Linked DNA regions of Mus musculus: region 1 is linked to region 2. A link is a loop called in an ENCODE intact Hi-C map of the cell type or tissue named here. Cell type or tissue: left cerebral cortex. All regions are shown on one strand. Links, peaks and the distances in the headings refer to the core of each region. The heading gives the core; the rest is flanking DNA.

The links. Peaks named below come from ENCODE experiments on the same cell type or tissue, not always from the same donor. Only the 100,000 strongest peaks of a DNase experiment are listed, where the experiment ranks them.
Region 1: it touches region 2 in a loop (4-fold over the local background); 10 of 42 quality-filtered maps call a loop at or near these places.

The regions. Positions count from the first base shown.
Region 1 is chr7:24,562,358-24,568,830 of GRCm38, reverse strand. It overlaps Xrcc1 (X-ray repair complementing defective repair in Chinese hamster cells 1), which reads right to left. Exons shown (of 18, transcript NM_009532.5): 5 at 3,137-3,295; 6 at 2,538-2,612; 7 at 2,331-2,442; 8 at 1,864-1,973; 9 at 1,687-1,792; 10 at 1,259-1,517; 11 at 905-1,021. Among named protein-coding and RNA genes, the nearest start is that of Xrcc1, 19 kb to the right of the region's middle. In left cerebral cortex, for the core only: a CTCF peak has its summit at 4,000; a DNase peak (open chromatin) is centred at 3,988.
Region 2 is chr7:24,470,731-24,477,203 of GRCm38, reverse strand. It overlaps Plaur (plasminogen activator, urokinase receptor), which reads right to left. Exons shown (of 7, transcript NM_011113.4): 4 at 5,150-5,305; 5 at 4,497-4,631; 6 at 2,848-2,994; 7 at 1,236-1,965. The coding sequence ends at 1,733. Among named protein-coding and RNA genes, the nearest start is that of Cadm4, 8.1 kb to the left of the region's middle. In left cerebral cortex, for the core only: CTCF peaks have their summits at 1,830, 3,112 (motif pointing left) and 4,039 (motif pointing right); DNase peaks (open chromatin) are centred at 3,109, 4,068, 4,385, 4,519 and 3 more places; H3K27ac peaks cover 518 bases.

The DNA.
Region 1 (6,473 bases), core at 939-5,938, 92 kb before region 2:
TTCAACCATCCTAAGATTTTTGATTCTTGGTACTGTGTGTGTGTGTGTCCTAGATTCAAGTCCCTACTGTGGCACACTAGCTAACTATCCTTACACACCTCAGAGAATAAAGGCGCCCACAGACACCCTCCGCACATCTGTTCAGGATGATCACAATACTGAAGCTAGATAACTAGCTCCCAGGGATCTGTGGAATCCAAGCAGGATGTGGAGTCCCCACCACTTCCAGATCAACTGACCAACCCACCCACCTCCCCTCACAGTCCCCGACATGAATGTGCCAGGGTTAGCCCTGCTTATTAAACAGACTCAAGCCACGACCTCACTGGGATCGGAGTCGGCTTCTCTCCAGCTCCACAGCTCCTGCTGTTGGCAGCCAGTGGTTCTTCTCCCGCCCACTGCGTCAGGAGATGGATGCTCATGCTGCCCATCCCTGCTTGCTCTGCAGCCCTGCATGCCCTCTGCCTGGCTGCTACCCATGCTTCTCATCCCGCGATCACTGTGCCCCTCCTGAGCTCCTCAAAGCTGGGCTCTAACACTTCTGACCCACTCGCTGAAGTGAGCACAGGGCTCAACCCCAGCGTCCTCACTTCAGTCACAGCTCTGCCTGGCACCCAAAGGATGCCAAAGGATCAGTTCTGAGGAATGGCATACAGCCCTGAGGCTCCCTTCCACCTCTGCACAGCCACAACCCACAATGTGCACAAAGCAGCCGTCATTACAAAATCCAGTGGCCCACCCAGGCTAGTGACTTCCCATCTGCAGGCCCAGCCCGTCTTTGAAAACGGCTTATGTTGGTTTGAGATCGCCTGAGCTACCCAGCAGGCCCCAGGCTCTTCATTGCCTGCTCTGGGCTAAGAGGCAGGTGTGTGCGCTGCCTAAGAGGCAGGTCGTGGGGCCTCACCTCCGGGAGGGCAGCCGGCGCCGCATGTGGTGACAGTCCAGCACCCACTCTTTACGCACAATCCGGCCTCCAAGGCCCAGGACCTGGCTGTATTTGGGAGTGTTGGCAAAGGCACAGCTGGGAGATGCAAAACAGGAATGTCAGACATGATCTGATGGACAGCTGAGACAGAACAGAGATGGAGCTTAGGGAGGGACGCAGAAAGCTGAGAACTAAGGGGGTAAAGAAGTGGGGGCTGGAGGGCACAAAGAAGCAGGGAGGGAGGATAGCAGAACAGGGACAGATGAAGCTAGCGGGGGCATGCAGGGTAGGGCAGGGCAGGGCAGGGAACCGTGTGGCAGGTCAGAGGCCTACATGAGATGTGTGCTGTCTGGGGTCCAGTCTGGCCGATACTTGGCCCCCAGTTCCAGGGCCTTGTCCCGGAGCTCTGAGCGGAAGGGGTTCTGGAAGCCACTGAGCACCACCACCACCCCTTGCAGGATCTTGCCAAGCTCTTGGGGTCCAGTGCGAGCCCCCCTAGGCTCTGTGCCTTCTCCCCGGGGCTTCCCTGGGACGGCTCTCTGTGCTGGGGTAGAGGCTGGAGCTGCAGCTGGAGTACGACTAGGGACAGACACTGGGGAGAAAAGAACAGAAATTAGGTTGGTGCCCCATCGAGCCCCAGCTCTTACAGGAAGTCAGGCTTTCCGCCTCCCTTCTTAGGATGGCAGGTTCAAGACCACAGCCCTTCCCTCATGACACACAAGCCAGGGTCACTACAGAATCAAGGAATCCAGTTTGCTTACATTTGGGTCTCTTGAGGGTGGATGGCCCTGCCGAGGGTTTGCTGGGAGGTTTCCTGTCTTCTAGACTCAAGTCCAGTTTTCTCTTCCCTTTGGGAGGCTCCTGAGGCTGAGGAGGTAGAGATGGGTTGGCTTCCGGCTCTCCTCATTCTCCACTGCCCCAGCGTCTGATGACCTCACCTTGGAAGAGCTGCCCACAACCTTGGGGACTGGAGAGGCTGAGGAGGCTGCACTAGAGGCCTGCAGTGTAGCTGCTGCATAGCTGGGTCCTGCTGGGTCACTCGTAGAGGCTATGGAAGGACAAGTGGACTGAGGGTGAGAGGGCAGGGCCACAGTCACCTTAGCTCCCATCTATCAGGTATCAAGTCACTCTCACATCCAGAGGTGACCCAGAAGTTTAGATTGTACCCCTGACTCAGTAGTCCAGGCCCCAGCCCTCCTCCCCAGACCTAGAGACCTGGCCATGCCCTCAGCTCTCAGGCATCATACATCCTAGGCTGAACTCAAGACTTCCTACTTAGCAGAGGAGACCTTACACAGCTGGCCCTCCTGCCTTGTCTCCCCTGAGCGGAGATTTCAGGATTGGGCTCTATGCTAAGTAAGCACTCCACCAACGCCATCCCTAGCACCCCGAGTCCCACAGGCACCTGATGACGTCTTGTTGATACGACTGAAGAAGAGAGCCCCTGGCTTCAGGGAGTTGGCACTGTCATCCTCCTCTTTCACACGAAACTGGCCGAGCTTGGTCACTGTCACCTTCTAAGGTCCCACAAGGTCAGTGCTGTGAGAAGAATGCTGGCAGGCAGGGGTGGAGAGGCAGGGAGAGGCTCTGGGGGGTACCAGGTACAACTTACCTGAGATGTAGCCTCTGCCTCATCTTTGTCAGGAGGGCTGTGAAACTTCACAAAACTCAGGCCGTATGGCGAGTCCTGGAACAGAGGGCTGGGTGTGAGGGTGTCTGAATAGGACAAAGCTAGGCTCTCATGCCCCTTCACTTAGGGAAGCCCTTTATGGCTCAGTTGAAGCTGGTGCCCAGGGAGCAATGGTGGTGATGCTGACATTAAACCTCACTGACCCCTAACTGTGGACCAAAGTCAGGGCTCACCCCTCAACCTGCACCGCTCTTTGACCCTCACTGCCAATGGCAGGTAGCGAGTCCACTTCTGTGTGCCCAATCTCTGTCTGGAGCCACTTCTGGAATGCAAAACTACCCCGGGCTCTTTGCTCCTCCGCTGTCTGGATGCAGAAGCAGAAGTAGGAGGAGCCTGAGTTCCGGGCCCCAGTATGACAGTAACAGTGATACCAAACAGAGCCTGACGGGCCTCAGCTCACCCCCTCCAGAGAACCAAGCTGCCTGTCCCAGGAGGACCTGACCTGAGCAGTCCCGAGCTCAGGATGGGCCTCCGCAGACCTCCCCTTGCCCTGGGCATGCCTCAGCTTTTACACCATGTACCTTGCTGTATGGCTGGCTGCACACAATTTTAACACGGTCCCAGCGCTTCTCCGCTGCTGCCCGGACTAACTTGTCAGGTCCAAAAATGCGAACACGGTTGGGATTTGAGCCACTTCGGCTCTCAGAGGGGGACATGAAAGAGGAGGTGACCAGAAGGACCTAGGTAGAAGACAGTGTAAGATGACACCTCTAGGAGCTGGGTGCATGGGCATGGGTGTGTGGGCACATGTACCATGTGGAGGCAGGGGAGGACTGCTGGGTGTCTTCTCCACTGCTCTCCGCCTTACTCCTCCAACTTCGGTAACAACTGCTGCCGTGACAGATTTTTTTTTTTTCAATTTTTGCATTGTTCTTGGACACTATCCATGCATGTATGCAATTTGTTTTGATCATATTCACCCACCCTTCCTTGACCCTCTCCAACTCCCTGGGGACCCCTTCTTCTTCCCAACAAGCTCTCCTGATTTTGTGTCTTGGTTAAGGTTTGCTGAGTTTAACAGGGCTGTTTGCATGATGTGGGGTTGTCCCCAGACATGCTGATTTCAGTTCTCCATAGTGAGGTCACCAGGCCATATGCAGTCCAGACAAATTTTCATGTAAAATCAGGCAGTACAGAGGACCACATGCCCTAAGGGACTGTCCCACAGAGGCATCTTGGTGAGAGGTACAGTACTCAAGTGCCCTATGGACATGCGTGGTTGAGTTAGCTCAAAGGCCAGGAGTTACAGGATGTCAGAAATAAGATCAAATCCAAAGATGGAGCACAGCAGCATCAAGAATTAAGTGATGCTTCCGGCCCACACCCTCAGGCTGGGGCAGCTCTGTGGAGACAGCTCTGGTGGCCAGCTGTGCCTTACCAGGCTCCGTCAGCAGGAGGAGCTAGAGAGGCTGCACGCTGCAACCTTGCCCATCTACAGGAGCATCACCCCAGCTCCTCCTGATGCAAGGATGAACCCAGTTTTCAGCACCCCATACTAACCCCTCTCTTGGGGCCACCAGCAGTAGAAAGGGAAGGGCACACCTGCTCAGCCCCCGTGACCCTTCCGCACTGTGACAGATGTTTCTATCATTCCAACCTGCTTTCTGTTCCTCACCCCAGTGGGGACAACAGCTCTGTCTTCTCTTCATCAGAACCCAGGCTTACAGTAACAGTTGGTAACTACATTCTTTCATTCTTTTTTTTTTTTTTTTTGGTTTTTCGAGACAGGGTTTCTCTGGAACTCACTCTGTAGACCAGGCTGGCCTCGAACTCAGAAATTCGCCTGCCTCTGCCTCCCGAGTGCTGGGATTAAAGGGCTGCGCCACCATGCCCAGCTGGTAACTACATTCTTACATAAAAAAATTCAGTCCACAAAATAATGTGCACATTCTCTGGCTGCAGGTGATGGCAGGCCCATCACAGAAGTAAGAACGAGTGGGTGGCCCATAGGGGTCCCAGAACCCACAAACCACACACTCTGACTCAGGAAGGCAGCATATACTCACACCCTCAAACACACAATTGGCCTGCTTAAGATCAGCTCAAGAAAACAAATGGAGATACTGACGCAGATGAAGGAACAGATGACAATCAGAACTGACCACATAGTTCTGGACCATGAAAAAGCTGTGTGCCCAAACCAATGGAATCATGACCAGTGCAAGCAAGCCCCACCCCTCTGCCAGCAGTTGGACCAAGATACAGCTCTGGCCAATCAGAACACAAAGAAGAGGGGTCGGGTGGGGGGCGGGCCTATAGTTCTAATACTCAGGAGGCAGAGGCAAGATCACTAGTTCAAGGCCAGTCTGAGCTACACAGTAAGGGAGTGGGGGGAAAGGATGTGGCTCAGTTGGCGTTTGCCTAGCACACAGGAAGCTGGAGCCCAATCCCTGTACAGCAAGCATAACTGGAACATGGTGCCAAACACTTGAAATCCAATTCCTTAGGAGGTGGAGGTCGGAGGGTCAGAAGGCACGGCCACCCTTAACTGAAGAACTAGGTTCCAGGTCAGTGAAGCAGGGGATTGGGGAGCCAGTGTGAGGCCCGATCCTGCAAGCCTGTCACTGGCACTTGGGGGTGCTGGCAGGAGGTTAAGCATGCAAGGTCAGGTAAGTTTGGTCTACATAAGACCTTTCCTCAAAAAACATCCCAGGGTGGGGCAGAGGATGCAGGGAAATGGAGGAGGAAATAGGAATGACGGGAGGGGGAGGCAAACCAAGGCCACGGTGTTTCTCAAGCCACCTGCTGTACTTGCTGCTTCCGAAGCCACTGATGAGATAGAGCAACCGCAGTCACTTCTGACCACTGGGCCAAATCCGAAAGAAAGCTACCAATCAAGCTACCTCCCCCAGCCCAAACTGTCAGAGCAGTGCTGAGTCTGCCTGGGGCTAGCCTTCCCTCCTGAGGACAGAACAGGTGTTCCCTGATGCTGTAAGCAATGTTCAGTTAGGCTTATTCTATTTATTTCACCTCTTTTTCCAACTGACATACTGAAAAATTTATAAAATTAGAAAATAAAAGCCTTTTACTATGGTTAAAAAATATAACACTATGCCTCTTGGTGCTCAGCTGGGGTTGTGAAAAAGAAACAACAACAAAAACATACAGAACAGAAGCCACTCGCTGGCTTCTTCTGCACTTGTTACAAAGGGCCAGAATCTCAAGTGAACTACTGGGCTGGATTTTGCATGGTGAGCGTGTGTGTGTGTGTGTGTGTGTGTGTGTGTGTGTACAACCAACAGCTGGGAGCTGTTACCAACACTAAGTCACTAAGTGGCAGGGAACCCCAAATGTCTCGCCTTATTCACTGTAAAGAAAAAAACCACTCTGGTTGTGACATTGCTTTTCTGCTTCCTTCCAAAGACAACCTTTACTCTAGTCTGGGCTACCTTCAACTCTAGTGAATCTCTCTTATACAATTTTTTGTATTGGAGATGAAAGCTAGATTTTCACAAATGCTAGGCAGGGGCTCTACCACTGAGCCACGCCCCCAGCCCCTCCCAGGGGGATTCTAGGCAGGGGCTCTACCACTGAGCCACGCCCCCAGCCCCTCCCAGGGGGATTCTAGGCAGGAGCTCTACCACTGAGCCACATCCCCAGCCCCTCCCAGGGGGATTCTAGGCAGGGCTGTAGAGGGTGGTTCTGATGCTCTGATCGGGAATCTGTGTCTATTGACACTGAAGGTCCTTGCTCCCAGCTGGAATTTAATCTATCAGTAAAGATGGCAGTAGCCAATGGCTGAGGATGGGCTGGGTAGGACTCAGAGAGAATGGGGGACTAAGAGAGAGGAAGAAGGGAATGCAGTAGTGGCAGGAGAAAAGCCAACCAGCTTTTCCAAGGAAGTGGCCTCTGAGACCA
Region 2 (6,473 bases), core at 1,024-6,023:
CTTTTCCTTTCAACCATCTTGAGTTGGGTGTACTCTTGGCCACATGATTCATACAGATAATGTGGAAGCGGTCCCGCTTGCTTGCCAACTAGAACATTCTAAGTGATGGGAACTTTCTTGGCTTTTCTCTCCAGTTACTCCTTCTTACTTGTGGCAGGATCCCTCCCACAGGGTCTGTTTCCTGGCTCCCCAGTGAGTGGGCCGTAGATCGTGAGAACTGCGGGATGAGGTGACCTTCCCTGGCCCCAAGCAGAGGGGAGCCGTGGGCAGAACTGGTGGATCCTTTAGCTAAAATGTGAGAACCTGGAAAAAGGAATTGAAGTGGTTTTGGTCTTTAGCTCCACGGTAGGTGTTTCTGTCTACTATGTGGGAAGTCAAAAGTAGGTAGTCTGAGCTCCAGGCCAGTGAGCAACGGGGACCATTGTCTTAAATCCAAGATGGGTGCTCCTGAGCAAGATGACTGAGGTCGACCTCTTGTTGCCCCCCCCCCCCCACGCGGGTAGGCATGTGTGCAAGGGTAGGGAGGGACAGAATCAGCAGGAGGGAGTCTTTTCTGGTTTACACAGGTTCTTTCTTGTCCCCAGCAAACCCCAGGAGACCCAGGACTTTGCCTAGATTCTAACTTCCAATAACAGTTTCTGCTTAAGTCAGCACAAAGCGATTTTATCTCTTGCAGCTAAAGATCCTGTAAGACCAACTCAGGAGCCTGAGAGACTGAGGCCTAATACAAACCGTAGAATAGGACCTTGTGAGGCCATTTCTACATTCTGAGTCCCACTGCAAGGCATCATGGGAAAGGAAGCCTTAGCCTCGGTGTCTTTTGCGAGGCATCACGGTGAGACTATTTTCTATTTCAACTAGGAAGCATCTCATACAACGTCATCTTTGGCTCTCTGCTGCAGGGCATGATGGGAAATATAGCCTTGGCTCCCCGCCCCCCCACCCCCTTCCCCCACCCCCGTGGAAGGCATCAGCAATGATATAGACTGGGGGGCTGGGAAGACAGCTTTGTGGATACAGTACTTGGCTCCAGAAATAGGAGAACCTGAGTTCAGATCCCCTGTACCCATTTAAAAAAAACAAAACAAAACAAAACAAAACAAAACAAAAAAACCAGACAGTCTTAGTACCTCTGTGGTTATCGTGCTTGGGAGACAGGACGATCTGCAGCATCCTCTCAACCTGCATAGTCAAACCAGTGGGCTCTGGGGTTCAGTAAGAGACCTAGCCAGGCATGGTGGTACACACCTTTAATCAAAGCACTGAGGAGGTAGAGGCAGGTGGGTCTCTGTGAGTTTTAGGCTAGCCTGGTCTATAAAGTAAGTTCCAGGGCAGCTAGGGCTACATGGTGAGATCCTGTCTCAAAGCAAAAATCAATCAATCAATCAAACAAACAAACAAACAAAAAAACAATTCCCTGCTGCTCTCATCTTCCCAAGCTAAATGTGACAGTGGGGAGACCCAACCTTGTTCACTGGTACAAAAATCTTTTATATATATATTTATATAATAAATTAGAGCAATAACAATGATAATAATAATAATAACAGCAACAATATTATCTCAACTAAGAGGCCCCTGCTGCCCGCAGCCCTTGTTCCAATTCTCTTCTGGTTCATGGAAAAACTGAGGTCCAAAGAAGACAACACGAGGGCACACACATCCTCAAAGATGGAGCAGGGGGGAGGGAGTCAAAAGACCCTGGGTCCAGCCAGGGCTGCCGGCTCAGGAGTCAGGTCCAGAGGAGGACGCCCCATAGTCCGAGGGTCAGGAGCAGAGAGGCAATGAGGCTGAGTTGAGCAGGGCCTGGCCTGGGGGCGCCCCCTGTGGGGCTGTTACAGCCGCTGCCGTGGCAGCAGGAGACAGAGACGTTGAGGTGGGTCGGGAAGGAGTCTGCCACGTGGGAGCCTTGGCACCAGGAAGCCGTGGCGCAGCCTCTTACGGTATAACTCCGGTTTCCCAGCACTGAGGAAAAAGAAGAGTCGGTGAGTCCGAGTAAGAATTCTCAGGAAAGTGACAGGCTCCTGGTGGTGGACGCCATCGCCAACCACCAGTTCCCTGTTGGGAGCAGGGCTTCCCAAAGTGTGTTCCAGGAACCCCTGGCAGTGCCTCAGACTCACACCAGGATTGATTTCATAGTAACACTGAGATGTCATTTGGCCCTTCCAAGCTTTTTGTGTGTACAAGAGATACTTTTCCAGAGAAACCCCAGGACATGATATTGCAACAGGCGGAACACGAAAGCAGAGCCGGGGACCAGCTGTCTGCTATTAGAGCCAGACGGGAAGAGGGTTGCCACACAGTAAACAATGACAGCACTCTCTTTGCACTTTTTCATTATGAAAAACACAGGCACCCCCCCCCCATCAAAACTATTATTTATGAGACCAGCTATGGTAGTGCACACCTTTAATCCCAGCACTCAGAAGGCAGTGGCAGGCAGATCTCTCGGTTTGACGCCAGCCTGGTCTACAGAGTGAGTTCCAGGGCAGCCAGGGCGACAGAGTAAGACCCAGTCTCAAAGAGAAACATTAGGGTGTAATGAAGTGTATTATTCTTGTTGGCTCCACAGAGGCAAACTCTCTTGTTGCAATTTGTCCTTTTTGCAGGTAGACACCGCCTCCTCCCCACCCCCCAGACAGGGCCTCTCTGTATGGACCAGGCTGTCCTCAAACCCAGAGATCCACCTACCTCTGATTCCCAAGTGCTGGGAGTAAACTGTGTACCACCATCCCCAGCTAAAGTGTCGCCTTTACCATAGGAAGATCCAACCGGACCATCTGTCAATCAGTCTTATCAGCGCTCAGTGCCTCAGTGGGTCCCCTTCCAGCTCCCACAGGGCCTCACCATCTAAGCCTGTAGCCACCAGGCACTGATTCATTGGTCCCCGGCAGTTGATGAGAGACGCCTCTTCGGAGGAACACCCAAGGGTATTGTTCCCCTCACAGCTGTAACACTGGAAGCCATTCGGTGGAAAGCTCTGAAGATCCAGAACTTAAAGATGGAAAAAAAAAAAAAAAAAAAAAAAACGACAGGGAACGAAGATGAGCACTGGGTCTATGCAGCCATCCATCTGCCCACACTCAGCCTGAGGTGATAGGGCGCCACCTGATGGTCATGCCCAGGAACTGCATTCTTTTGGCATTTGGTTCTCCAGGGTTGAACTCCACTCACATCTAGCTAGGCAACTGATGGTGGACCCTAACAAACTATGTATTATCAAACAGGCCCCACTCTCTAAAAAGTTACTAAACAGAGTTGTTCACTGTAGTATCCACTGGCTACCTGTGTTTCTTAAGGTTTAAATGAATTATTGTTAAATATAGTCCTCGAGCTAATGAGATGGCTAAGCAGGCAGAGGAGCTTGCAGCCAAGTGTGATGATCTGAGTTCAGGCCCCAAGACCCACATGGTGGGAAGTGAGAAATGACTTCTTAAAGTTGTCTTCTGACTCCTACAATTAAACTACGGTATGCTCATGTGCGCTCGTGTGCACTCATACACACAATACAAATTTGAAAACTATAAGTATGTGTGTCATCAGATCCCTTGGAGCTGGAGTTACAGGTAATTGTGAGCTGTTCCACCATGGGTGCTGGGAACTGACTCCAGATCTGGTATCTACTCTTAGTAGATGGTGCTGGGCCATCTCTTCAGCCTTCAGTACAAACAATGTCTATTACTGTGGAAAGTGATAGGGTCTCATGTAGCTGGGCTAGCCCTGGAACTCACTGTATAGGAGACAGCTTTGAACCTTTGAAGCTCCACCTCTGGCGTACTGAGATTGTATTTAGGTTCAAATTAATTAATATGAAATAGTAAGTTTAGGACTGAGATGGCTCAGTGAGTGAAGATGCCTTCTGACAAGTCTGAGGACCTTGCTGAAATGTGTAAGACCCTGGCTTCAACCGCCTGCCCCAGGAATCAAAAGCAGGGTTTTGCAGAACATTAACAATTTTAAGCACATTTATTTATTTTATGTGTATGAGTTCTTGCCTGCACCGGTGTCTATGTTCCATATGCATGCAATGCCCATGGTGTCCAGAAGAGGGCACCAGATGCCCTGGAACTGTGGTTACAGATGTGAGCTGGGTGGGCACGGGGACTCAAACCTGGTCGGTCCTCTGCAAGAGCAGCCAGTGCCTTTAACCACTGAGCCACCTCTCCAGCTCGGTTTATAGAAGAGCTATATTTCTACGAGATTGCTATGAAATGGTTTCCTTGACCTTAACCTCATGCTGTGTTGGGATATCACGGTGGCTTGGACAGCCTGGCTCTGTAATCTCAGGACACACAGCTTTGTCAGCAGACAGTCCCCACCCAGAGTGGGCAGAGCTGGGGCATGGAGAATTGAGTGACTCAGTAGCAGATTTGCAAGTCAGGGCAGACCTCCAGGAGAGGCGATACTTATGCTGTTTGAACGGACTTAGGAGAGAGTGAGGAGAGAGAGTTGTAGAAAGAGACAGGAATGTCCACTTCATCTTTCCTGCTCCTCACCTGGGCCACCATTGCAGTGGGTGTAGTTGCAACACTTCAGGAAGTGAAAGGTCTGGTTGCTATGGAAACCTGCTGTGCCTGGGCATCCGGGAAGACTGCCACAGCCTCGGGTGTAGTCCTCATCCTTCAAGCTCCCTGCAGAAGGCAGAGGGCAGATCCTGGTAAGGGGCTGGGTGTTGATTTGCCCCCTTGCGCACACCCCTTTTATCAGAGGCCCTTGCTACTTAGGGTAACTTCATCCTTAGCCAAAGGGCTTCGTGTTCCTTTTCCCCTTTGTTATAGATAAAGGAGGCCCGAACGATAAATAGATCCTTATGCGTTTCTGGGATTTCTAGAAAGAAAACCCTTACAAAACAAAGGAATTTTGGGGCCCTTCTTTCCCCTTTTCTTCTCTCTGGAATGTGGACACCAAGTCTGGAATTATGGTGGCCATACTGTGCCATGAGGCAGTCATCAGAACGAAAGCAATATGGGAGACATGATAAGGTAGCTGGGTTCCTGGTCACTCCCAAGCTGATCCAGTGACCGGGAACTTCCAGTCACTGAGAATGTTGGTCCCGTGACTGTGTGTGGATTCAGTTGTCTCTTGCTTGCGCTCTGCTCCCAGGACTTGAAGATCTCTACTAGGAGTTGCCCAGCAGATGGGAGCTTACTTTCTGTGCTCTGGAGGGTCACCACTTCAATACAGTGCTCTGTAGGATAGCGGCATTGCAGGCTTTGCTCCCGGCCCCTCTCACAGCTCTGGTCCAAAGAGGTGCAGGACGCACACTCGAGGTAACGGCCCTGGGGGAAAGCACGGCCTCGGGCTCCTAGGAAGAGGAGAGAGTGGCGTGTTGGCGGCCAGGTCCTGCAGAGAACTCCACTCTGAACCTGGCAGCCAATCACCAAGCCTACTTATCCCAAGTCCTTCTAGAATGAATCCTGTCCTTTCCCGCCTTTGGTACTCCTCAATACGAGCGTCTACGTGGTTCTAGCCACGCCCATCTCCACTCCAGTTCCTCTCAAATGGCCCTAAAATGAAGTCTTTAAAGCACATCTAATCCAGTTCTCCTCTGCTCAAAACCCTTCCAGAGCTCCCTACTGTTAGATTAACAGCCAAGCACATGAGTGTGGCATTCCAGGCCCACTGAGGACTGGGTCCCTGCCACCTGTCCTGCCCCATCTCCAAGTGCCAGCCTCTCCCAAGCTCTCTTCCATACTGGCTCCACAGTCTTAGCACATAGACCCTGAGCAGCACCAGACTTCTTGATAGTCTGTTGTCTCTGTCTAGAACACCCTTCCTTTATTCCTGGTCTTTCCCAACTCCTCCTCATTCTGCATCATTCCTAAATAGCACCTCTTCTAGGCAGGGGCTCTACCACTAAGCCACGCCCCCAGCCCCTCACTGGGGGATTCTAGGCAGGGACTCTCCCACTAAGCCACACCCCCAGCCCCTCACTGGGGGATTCTAGGCAGGGACTCTACCACTGAGCCACGCCCCCAGCCCCTCACTGGGGGATTCTAGGCAGGGGCTCTACCACTAAGCCACGCCCCCAGCCCTTCACTGGGGGATTCTAGGCAGGGGCTCTACCACTAAGCCACGCCCCCAGCCCTTCACTGGGGGATTCTAGGCAGGGGCTTTACCACTGAGCCACGCCCCCATCCCCTCACTGGGGGATTCTAGGCAGGGGCTCTACCACTGAGCCACACCCCCAACCTATTACTGGGGGATTCTAGGCAGGGGCTCTACCACTAAGCCACGCCCCCAGCCCCTCACTGGGGGATTCTAGGCAGGGGCTCTACTACTGTGTTGTATTAGTAGCCCCTCCCCCTTTTTTGATACAAGGTCTCACAATGTAACCATAATACAGAATCCGTTATCTCCAGCTATCTCATGGAACAGAACTATCTCTTAGCTTTGCCTTTATTTCCAAGACAGTCTACCTGGAATCACAAATTATCACTCACTGATGGATGACCCGAAAGGCCAAAGCCTCA